3 separate regions of the Homo sapiens genome follow, and all the other regions are linked to region 3. The links are chromatin contacts, found by Hi-C or POLR2A ChIA-PET in ENCODE. All regions are on one chromosome and are shown on one strand. Each heading gives the region's core, a stretch centred on a gene start or an enhancer-like site at or near the end of the contact. The rest is flanking DNA. Distances are from core to core; before and after follow the strand shown.

Region 1 (3,206 bases), core at 562-3,061, 65 kb after region 3:
AGAGCTGCAAAAAAGATTGCAGCCCTGTTGACACCTGGTGATTTTGGCCTCATGAAACTCAGCAGAGAATGAACTGAGCCGTGTTGTGCCAAAATTCTGACCTACGGAACTGTGAGATAATAAATAGATATTTTTTAAAGTCACTAAGTGTGTGGTAATGTGTTAGGATAGCAGTAGAAAACTAATGCACAGACGAGTTGAACCAACATCTGTGTGTGAGACTTGGCCCACAGGACAAGCTGGTGCATTTTTTACTTTCTAGCAACTGGAGCAGGGTAAGGGCCCAATGTTATAATATGAAGAAGACCAGCTTGCATTTTCTAGGTGCTTACCTCATTTTAGGTGCTGTGCACGGTACTTTATGTGCATTTCTTACCTTGTTCTTCACAACAGCCCTACAAGGATTTATGCTTTTATTGTTATTATCCCTGTTTTATAGGTGAGGGACCTGATTGAGGCTCACAGAGGTTAGCTACCTGGGCAGGTGTCACATGGCTTATTAATGGCAGGGCTGGGACTCAAACCCATGTCTGTGGGACATCATACCCAAGTCTGTGCACATAAGTGCTGTACTTCACAGTGCACCACGACCCCAATTAAATATGAAGCTAATATGTTTCCATATACAAAATTGCTGATATTTAAACTCCTGCTAAACACTCACAACTAAGAATGCCTTTCATCACATAAAGCCCTTTAACCTTGTTTTAATGCCCTTGGAATACTACACCACTAGGTGCTGAGCAAGGAGAAAAAAAATCAAATTTGGATGGTCAAGGAAATAGGAGACTCCCACGCCACCCCCGCCCCACCCCCCAGGTTCTGCAAGCCAAAGCTCAGAGCACACTCTTACATTTCTCTTCAAATCCTTGGAGGTCTCACTTGCTCTAGATTGTGTCAAAGATTGTGCCCCTTCCCTGCACCAGGCACTCAATTCCAGGGGTGGAAGTTGTGATGGAGACATTTTTATAACTTGGACATAAAGATCAGGAGCCAAAAGGAATATCAGGTGGAACAAATGCTATTGCTTACATTTTATCTGGAGGTGGGGGTGCGGGTTGATGTGCCAATTTGCTCTCAGTTGCATGTACAGAAATTGTGACCTCAAATTCAGCCAATGGAAAGTCTGAGTATGAACATTCACATTGTTCAGACATTTAACAAATATGAACTGAGCTTCCATAATGTGATGGGGTTTGCATGAGAAGCTAATGATGCAGTAATGAATAAGGTGAGTTCCATACTCATAGATCTTCCAGGCTCCATTACTCCAGGCTAATGAAGGAAGCACAGAAAAGCAAGCAATTTCAGGATAGTATAATAAGTGCTGTAGTGGAGGAGGCACTAGATGCCTAGAGCAAATATGGGAGAGACGCCATACCGAGATTCAGAAGCCAGAAGTAGTGACCCTTGAGCTGTGGCCTCACGGATAAGTAGGAGTTGGCCAGGTACAGAGGCGGCAGAGGAGAATAGCCCAGCCCCAGGGGATGTCATGATGTAGATCTGATCTGGGAGCCTACCTATGTCCATAAATACATCTGGAGTATAGGAGGCAAACAGGCTATCGGTTGAGACTGAGGTCAGAAAGCCTTTCTGCTAGTTTTTTGAAGAGATTGAACTTAATTATAAGGGGACTTGGAAACCATTGAAAGAAAAGGCTGAGCAGTGGCATGGACGGATGTGGGTGCTTTAGAAGGACCCCTCTGGTGGAAGAGCCAAGAATTGATGGAGGGGAGTGAGTGGAGCACAGAGACTATTGGGACCTGAGAGAGGTGGTAGGGGGTAGAAAGGAAGGGTGGGGAGATCAGGGATGGGGAAAAGCAGCGGGATTCCAGAGCTATCTGAGGAGGAGGGGCCACGGGGTTTGTTCGTCTGGTGGAGGGAGAGAAGGGAGCCCAGGATGACAGACAGCCAGGCCTGATTTGGCCAAATCATCATGCAAATATTATTCTGGGCTGACAGGCCCAAGTTGCAGTCAGCAGAGGCAACACGGGCTTATAATTTGCCATTTGTGAATGTCCTGAGGACTGGAGAATCAGCTAGGAAGCAAATCTTCCTTCTGCTGCATAAGACAGCCAAAAGCACCTCTGAGGATAGGCATCTCAGGGATTTCAGAGCAGGTAACGCCTTTTGGTTGTTTTGAATATGCTGACAGAAGAACAAAAGCTTTCAGGAAAACAAAGCCCAACCCCTTAATGAAACAGGAAAGGATATACAGTTTCAAATGCTTGCTTGCTTTCCTTGTTTTCTGAGAAGAAAGATGCCTTGCCTGTTGAAGGTGGCAGATGCAGGTTGCTCTGTGGGCCTCGGGAAGGTTCACTGCAGCTGTCACCTGCCCAACCCACGTGTCCTGAGGCACTGTGACATCTTGACAGGTGTCCTGACTCTTGGCCTTGACATGTCCTGTCACGCCTGCCTGTCAGCTGGGACTGGGCTTGGGGAAGAGCTTGTGGGCCTGGGGCCTGGTAGTACTTGCTTAGTTAAACATCTGTGGCTGCTATTTCCCTGTCACAGGCTGGCAAGTCAGAACTACTCAGATTCACTTGCACAGCAATGGTCCTTCAGTCTTCTGATTATGTGGCTCTGCAACAGGGAGAGGGAGATATTCATGAGCAAGTGTGCAAAATGCATTTAATGCCTGCTAATGGTGTACAGCCATCCATTGCTTTGGTCTGCCCAGTGTCTGTCTCCCTATCTTTTGATACCAGGGGCCAAGTTTCTCTGGGGAATTCCTTTCAGTTTTTGCAGTTCTGGGACAGTTACCCTTCACCCAGCACTATGTCAATATGGGCACATGACTCAAGCCAGCCAATCAGAGTTCACTTTCCCTAGACTTGGTCACTCAGAGGGAGCTATCCCTTAGGCCACAGTGATTGGTTCAGAAATGGGCACATAATCAAACTAGACCAATGAGTCTCAGTTCTGAAATTTTGAGTTAAGATTGCTTGGAAAAAGAACTGTTTACTCTATGGAAATAGAAGCTGGAGTGATGAAATTTGGGGTACCGGGAGCGACAGGGCCATAGTGAGAAGAGAACCCTACCTGAAAATGAAGTCAGAAGGAAAAGGAAAGTAGACAAGAATGATGGAGAGAGAGGCAGAGACAGATCCCTGAAGACATCATTTAAGATCCCGAATTCACCTGTGCCCAAAGCCAGACTAGTCCTGAATGATTTAGTTACAAGAACTAATAAATGCCTTTTTCCA
Region 2 (2,929 bases), core at 176-2,675, 120 kb after region 3:
TCGTTCCATCAGAGTGGTTATAAAAAAATCAAGCAATTATCTTGGGATATGGGAAGGATTGTGCAAACAAGTAGTGATGGTGTAGATGGGAATGAATTCAGTTTAGCTTCTAAAGTCTCAAAGAATCTAGACCAGTTACAACCCACCCTGCTAGTCCATGCCAGCCTTCGGAAGCCAGTGTCTAAATTTATCCCAATTCTCACTGTTTCAGGTCAGTGTGGGAAATCCTCTGAGGTCAATGATTGAGGTAATTGGCTTGCCGTATCTTGACAAAGTCTCTGTTAAATGACATAATTGGTTTTAATTATGTAATTACGGCACTTAAAATGTGGGGGTGAAAGGTTACTATTATATTTAGAAGTGAGATCCCCAAATGAAGCAAGGGTGTTTAAGCCAAGGTGTCTTCGAATTTCTCATTTTATTTTTTCAGAAGGAAGCCAGAGGAGGCTGGCCTTGGCCCTGGTGATTTGGGGATGATTATCTTGCATGAGGTAGTGCCGGGGCTGATCGCGGCATCATAGGAACCTTTGTAAAGAGAAGGAAAGGGCTTCCTTAAAGACCTCTTTGTGATCTGAAGTTAATGAGCAGTGGGAACTCAACTGTCAGCAATTGAATCTGATTGGGCAGGGTAATTATATGATTGCCTCTGGTGTTTGCACATGCACGGGGATATTTTTATTGTAAAAAACCTAATTGCTTACTTACTTGGTGGAGGGAAAACCTAAACAAATTTGTGTTGTCATAGGTTAAGAAGCTATCCTTTCTTTGTCTCTAAAAACGCCGCTTGCTCTGCTTCTTAGAAGTGAGGGTTTTGTTTCTTTTCGATTTCAGTCAAGGATGTTGTTTGTAGGACTTGGATCATATGATAATATTAAAACAGAAAGCTACTTTGGACTACGTGTCTTTGGTCAAATGACCACATGCTTACTACCCAGTCTTAAGCCATCCTCTCCAGTGGTCTCTTTCGTAATGCAAAGGTAGCTAGAGTCCTGGGCAATATTCAAGCTGCTGGGACTTTCCCAGCCTTTAGGGGGTTTTTTGTTTTGTTTTTTTTTCCCCCACATGGAGGCTCCTGACAAGATTGGCTTCATAAGCTATCTGGTTTCCCCTAGTTGCATCAGGCAAGTGGGAGGTATCATGTCTGCGATAGCCTTTTAGACGTCAACACCAAGGGTAAGAAGAACAAAGCGCTCCCTCTGCAATTTCTCAGGGACTTGGAGGAAAGGAAGGGGCAAAGTGGGCTCCCGTATTGTGATACCAAACTGTGATCCACCTTCTTGTCTGTTTCAACAGTCTCCATGAGGATGGCATCTCCCTTACCCCGATGCTGGTGTGCAGAAAGGATTGCTGCAATTGGGTCTATTCCGTAGCAGTTCAACTCTGCATTATTGTTTTTTTTTTCTCTCTTCTTATAGAAAAAAAAAAAAAAAACACACTATTTTCTAAGTTCTTTAGTTTCCTGAGATCCCACTGGCAGAAGTCAAAATGCAACTGGATTGTGGGCATTGGAGGAGCACCAGTTCCTCCTGTAATCAGGGCTGCAGACTCCAAATCTGGGTGCTCTGGTTGGATGTAGGATTACAGGCTGCAGAATGGCTGAGAACAAAGGACTTTCAGCCCTTCGGACCAGCCAAAGATTCTCAGGAATCTCGCACGTGCTGACCCACCCCAGTCTTGGCTGGCTAACTCCATGGGTTCTCCAGGCTCAGCGTTACATGTCACTTCTTCCCAGGAAGCCTTCCCTGACCACTCACCCCCAGTCTGGGTTGGCTGCCTTTGCTTTGTGCTCCATGGCACCCTCTAGGTTTCCTTACCCGCTGTCCTGTAACTGCCTGTCTGGTCTTTCTCCCACATACCCCATAAGCTCCATGGGGGCAGGGTCTGTGTTCCTATTTGTCACTACGATATCTCCAGAGCCTGGCACCATGCTTAATGAATGTGTGTAGAATGACTGAATGAGGAGAGGAATGGTTGCTGGGTGTCCTAGGAACTGTGGTATGTGCTGTCCTGGTTTCCCTGCCCTTGCTGTTAATACTGCTTTCTTGTTGCTTATAATTTTCATAATTTTCATTGTCCCAGATGATCCAGCTCTGTCGGAGGCACGTAGGCACAGCCAAATCTCATGCTGTACATTGATCACCTGTCCAACCTTTGCCTAGAGTGGGAGCCCCCAGTTCCTTCGAGATCCAACATTACCTGTCTGTAAAGAAGAAGAGGAGGAGGGAGACAGCGGGGAGGATCCGGTGGCAGTTTAACACCAGAGCAGGTCCAATGTTTACTTTTACCCTTTTGGAGGTGGGTAACGGCAAATGCTGGGTGCTGGGTTTCAGAGAGACTCTGCATAATGAGCTTGGATTTGGGGGCTCACATGTACTTTACATTTTGCTAGAGTGTAGGAGTTGCTATTTTTGTATTTAATTCACAGCCAGACTGTTCCATGATTCCCACCAGTGTAGAACAATAATCTAGGTCCATCATCCACATGATGTAAATTGTTGTGTCAGCCTCATGGTGGCCACACAGTGTTGTTTGGATCTTGCTACATGGACAGAGAGGAAGGTTGGTCATTGGTTGCTACTTAATGACTATTACATTTACTATTTGCTTTCCAAGGCCTATGATTTTCAACACTTTTTCTTGTTTTGATTTTGTGGCTTTTGATGTTTTGAATCTTCCTCTACCCCCTAGCCCAGCCCAGTTGACTTCTTAGACCATGAGATCCAGAGTAACTACTGAATGAATAGATGAGATTTCACTAGCCCTATATGATTTTGGATATACCTAACCAGCTCCTTCCCTAAGCAGAATATGAACCTGTGACTTTTCAGGCTTCAGGCCAGAGAGCTTCCTACTGAACCCCTAAACCCCAAGCCATCACGGAGTTTGGACTATCTGTTGTTGATTGGCCTGCAATCATGATTTCTGAGTA
Region 3 (2,847 bases), core at 125-2,624:
CATCACAGACTTGGTCCAGATCAAATTGCTAAAATGCAAATGTATTGGTTTTTACAGCAGACCCACTTTGGGTTAAGCTGTTTGTGTCCCACCGGTAGAATCTAGCCACATCTCTATTTATTTTTGACTTCAGTGCAAAGTGTCTTTACAGTCTATTCTAGAGAACCCCTTTTAATAAAAAAAGAAATACTCAGATCTGGCAGGTTATTCTTATGGAGGTAAAGCCTGAACTGCTCAGTGTTACTGTAAACAATTTCCTCTTAATGTCCAAGCAATTGGGTAAGACACTCATCTGCTCTCTTAGCCTGGAAACATTCTTTATCCTAGGCAGCTGGTGCCTCAACCCCAGTACTCAGGGAATCCACTCAGTTTGCCCTTGCAACAAAAAATAGCACTCAGTGAATATGGAGGCAAAGTATTTTCTCTGATTTCATGCATTTTTCAAATCCCTATCAGAAGGGCATCTTCCCAGAGCATCAAGCTGACCTGATGGCCAACTGTGTGAGTCTCTCACTTGAGTGTCTTCCTTGGGTGAAAGCTCTGTTTTAAACATATTTTAGTTCATCTCCCTAAACATGCATGGAGCACTTATGGGCACTCTTTGGCTATAGGAGGTGTTGATTTTGTCCTTAAGCCTTGGAGTTTTATCATCTCTACTAGCAGTATCATAGATACTAGCTCATGAAAGATAAAATAGGACAAAGTGCTATTTTTTTTTGTTGCAGAGATGTTACTGAAGTTCAAAAACCTTTGCCTGCTGGAGGAATCAGAGAATGCTTTCTACATAAGTAGAAATTCCCATGAATTCTGTGATTGGCAATCTGTAGCCCACCTTTTGTGACAAATGCCTATTTAACCATGATACTTTCTCTTAGGGTTTTAAGGATCCCAGTACAAGTATTGCTAGTTTTAGGAGGAGTGGAGAAACTCACTCTTTGCTTTTTAAGTATTAGTTTAGAAAAACTTGAAAAGATCAACTTTACCATTGTGTTCCCTGGCTTTTAGAAATGCATAAAGGGGGAGGTGGCTCTGATTTTTAAATTTCAGAGTGATTTGCCAACTTTGCTTCAGTAACTTGAAGCACCCCACAGCACTGAGCAGTTGGCAGAGCATATCAGAATAACAGGCTTAGCTGAAGGTGACCAAAACAGGGAATAGCATGCAAATGCCAAGAAGATCTCTCACTGTGCTCTCTCTCTCTTTTTATTCAAATTTCACATCTGTGCTCTATTTTTAAACATTTATTCTTTAAGTGATAACGCATGTTTTACCAAGCCTCTTATTGGATTAGACATGTTTGAAATCCCTTCAACTTTAACCTGTTCATTACCGCCTCAGAGAACATTCAGATCCACCACCAAAGTAGAGTGTGTACAGGAGAAACTTCCCAAGATGTTGGCCACCAGGGAGCCATTAGGCTTTGTGGGGAGGAATCCAGCTGTTAGACTGTGTGGATTTTGGGAGTTATTAGACTGACATTGCTTCAGTGAGGCTTAGGAGTGGGTATAATGTGTGCAGAGACCTTGCTTTTCATCATTGTTTTTCTATTCACATTTTAGAATGTGAGGAACCAACAGTTTTTGAGCTCTTATTGTATACTTGGCATTGGGCTAGGGATTTTAAATATATTATCTCATTTAATCCTCATGACAACCCTAAAAACCAGATGTTAATAATTCTGTTTTACAGATGAGGAAACTTGGGTTCAGGAACTATGCAGAGATGCCACAGCTGGTAAGGGGTGGAACCAGAGCCCAAATGGGACTCACATTGAAGCTTTTCCATGCTCTTCCCAGGAGCTATCCCTGAATTGGTGCAATACTTCAGTTAGGTCTTAGCCCCTGTAAACTTGAGGCTAAAAAGCAGAATAAAGAAGGCTTTATTCTGTGACCCTGAGCAACCACTCCCCACCCCTCCTGACCCTTCTCGCCTGGCCCCTGCTGGCTCCCGCCATGACCTGAGGCCACCATGTGCAGGCTGGGAAGGGCGACTTATCTCTTCCTGCATCACCAGACATCACCGGTTGCCACTAGGGGAGAAGGCTGCAGGCTCAATCAAGTGTGCTGTCATTTTGGTTTTCTTGCAAGAAATGTTGGCACTTACCTCCTGCAGCCTTTGTGTTTCATTCTCAAGGTATCTGTTGGAAAGCCTTTTTCTCTTTAGTTTTACATTTTCTTTTTCATCATTTAACATATAAAACCAGGTTTTTCCTGGTCCCTTTCTCTCTCTCCCTCCGTTCCTTCCTCTCATCATATAATTAAAAGTCCTTTCAGCCTGTCTTCACCTTATCATTTCAAATACATTGAAAAAAGATCCCACTTCCTGCCCTTGTGTCCTCCTGATGCTGGATTTCAAAATGAAAGAAAAGCCCCTTTTCACTTCCTTTTTGCTTCATACTGCCCCTTGAAAAGCTGTGTTAAAGTGATATTGATTTTGTCATTGATCACCATTGTGGTGCACACCAGGTCTGTCCTTTCCTGGCTTCAGAACTTCTTCTTTTTCAGCTTTTTCAAATAATAGTATCAGGATTTTTTTCCTGAAAATTAAGGAAAAGGATTTTTCACCCTCTCCTCTCATGATTACAGGAAGACATTTATCAGACTTGGAATTTAAAATTTCCAGTAGTTTGCCTTTAATCTTTCTCAACTTTATATTCTTTTGGGGAAGATGTCACTTTCTTCTTTTGATTCTCTGCAACACACTAAAAGTTCCAGAATCTCCCTTGTTTATTGTTTTTTTTCAATGTTACCCCTTAATAATGCACTAGATTAAAAGGTAATAAGGATTTGATTTTGTAGCATTCTTTCTATGTAAATGAGCTTTTCCATAGTTGAAAGCATAGAGATA

Evidence for each region. A loop is a pair of places that touch in the nucleus more often than their neighbours do. ChIA-PET counts read pairs that join two places held with the same protein, here RNA polymerase II (POLR2A). Pooled maps may share reads with other maps.
Region 1: a loop to region 3 is called in a map with no recorded cell type, with 2.6 times the contacts of the local background. The contact joins the promoter of ERC2-IT1 here to the enhancer-like site in region 3. A Hi-C loop is called at or near these places in 7 of 37 single-sample maps with no recorded cell type and 3 of 50 pooled maps. POLR2A ChIA-PET finds 5 or more read pairs at or near these places in 1 of 52 experiments (WTC11).
Region 2: a map with no recorded cell type shows a loop between it and region 3 (2.1-fold over the local background). The contact joins the promoter of ERC2-AS1 here to the enhancer-like site in region 3. A Hi-C loop is called at or near these places in 2 of 37 single-sample maps with no recorded cell type and 2 of 50 pooled maps.

What each region holds. Positions count from the first base shown.
Region 1 is chr3:55,658,074-55,661,279 of GRCh38, reverse strand. It overlaps ERC2-IT1 (ERC2 intronic transcript 1), which reads left to right and starts at 1,811. Exons shown (of 1, transcript NR_024615.1): 1 at 1,811-3,206. The region is part of intron 17 of ERC2 (ELKS/RAB6-interacting/CAST family member 2); the gene reads left to right. RefSeq lists enhancers at 2,297-2,416, 2,457-2,656.
Region 2 is chr3:55,606,117-55,609,045 of GRCh38, reverse strand. ERC2-AS1 (ERC2 antisense RNA 1) reads right to left here and starts at 1,425. Exons shown (of 3, transcript XR_007095922.1): 1 at 1-1,425. The region is part of intron 17 of ERC2 (ELKS/RAB6-interacting/CAST family member 2); the gene reads left to right. RefSeq lists an enhancer at 943-1,182.
Region 3 is chr3:55,723,383-55,726,229 of GRCh38, reverse strand. The region is part of intron 15 of ERC2 (ELKS/RAB6-interacting/CAST family member 2); the gene reads left to right. Among named protein-coding and RNA genes, the nearest start is that of ERC2-IT1, 65 kb to the right of the region's middle. Within about 2 kb of position 1,374, at least 2 of the 41 ENCODE cell types and tissues checked have a DNase peak (open chromatin) inside an H3K27ac peak, as active enhancers do.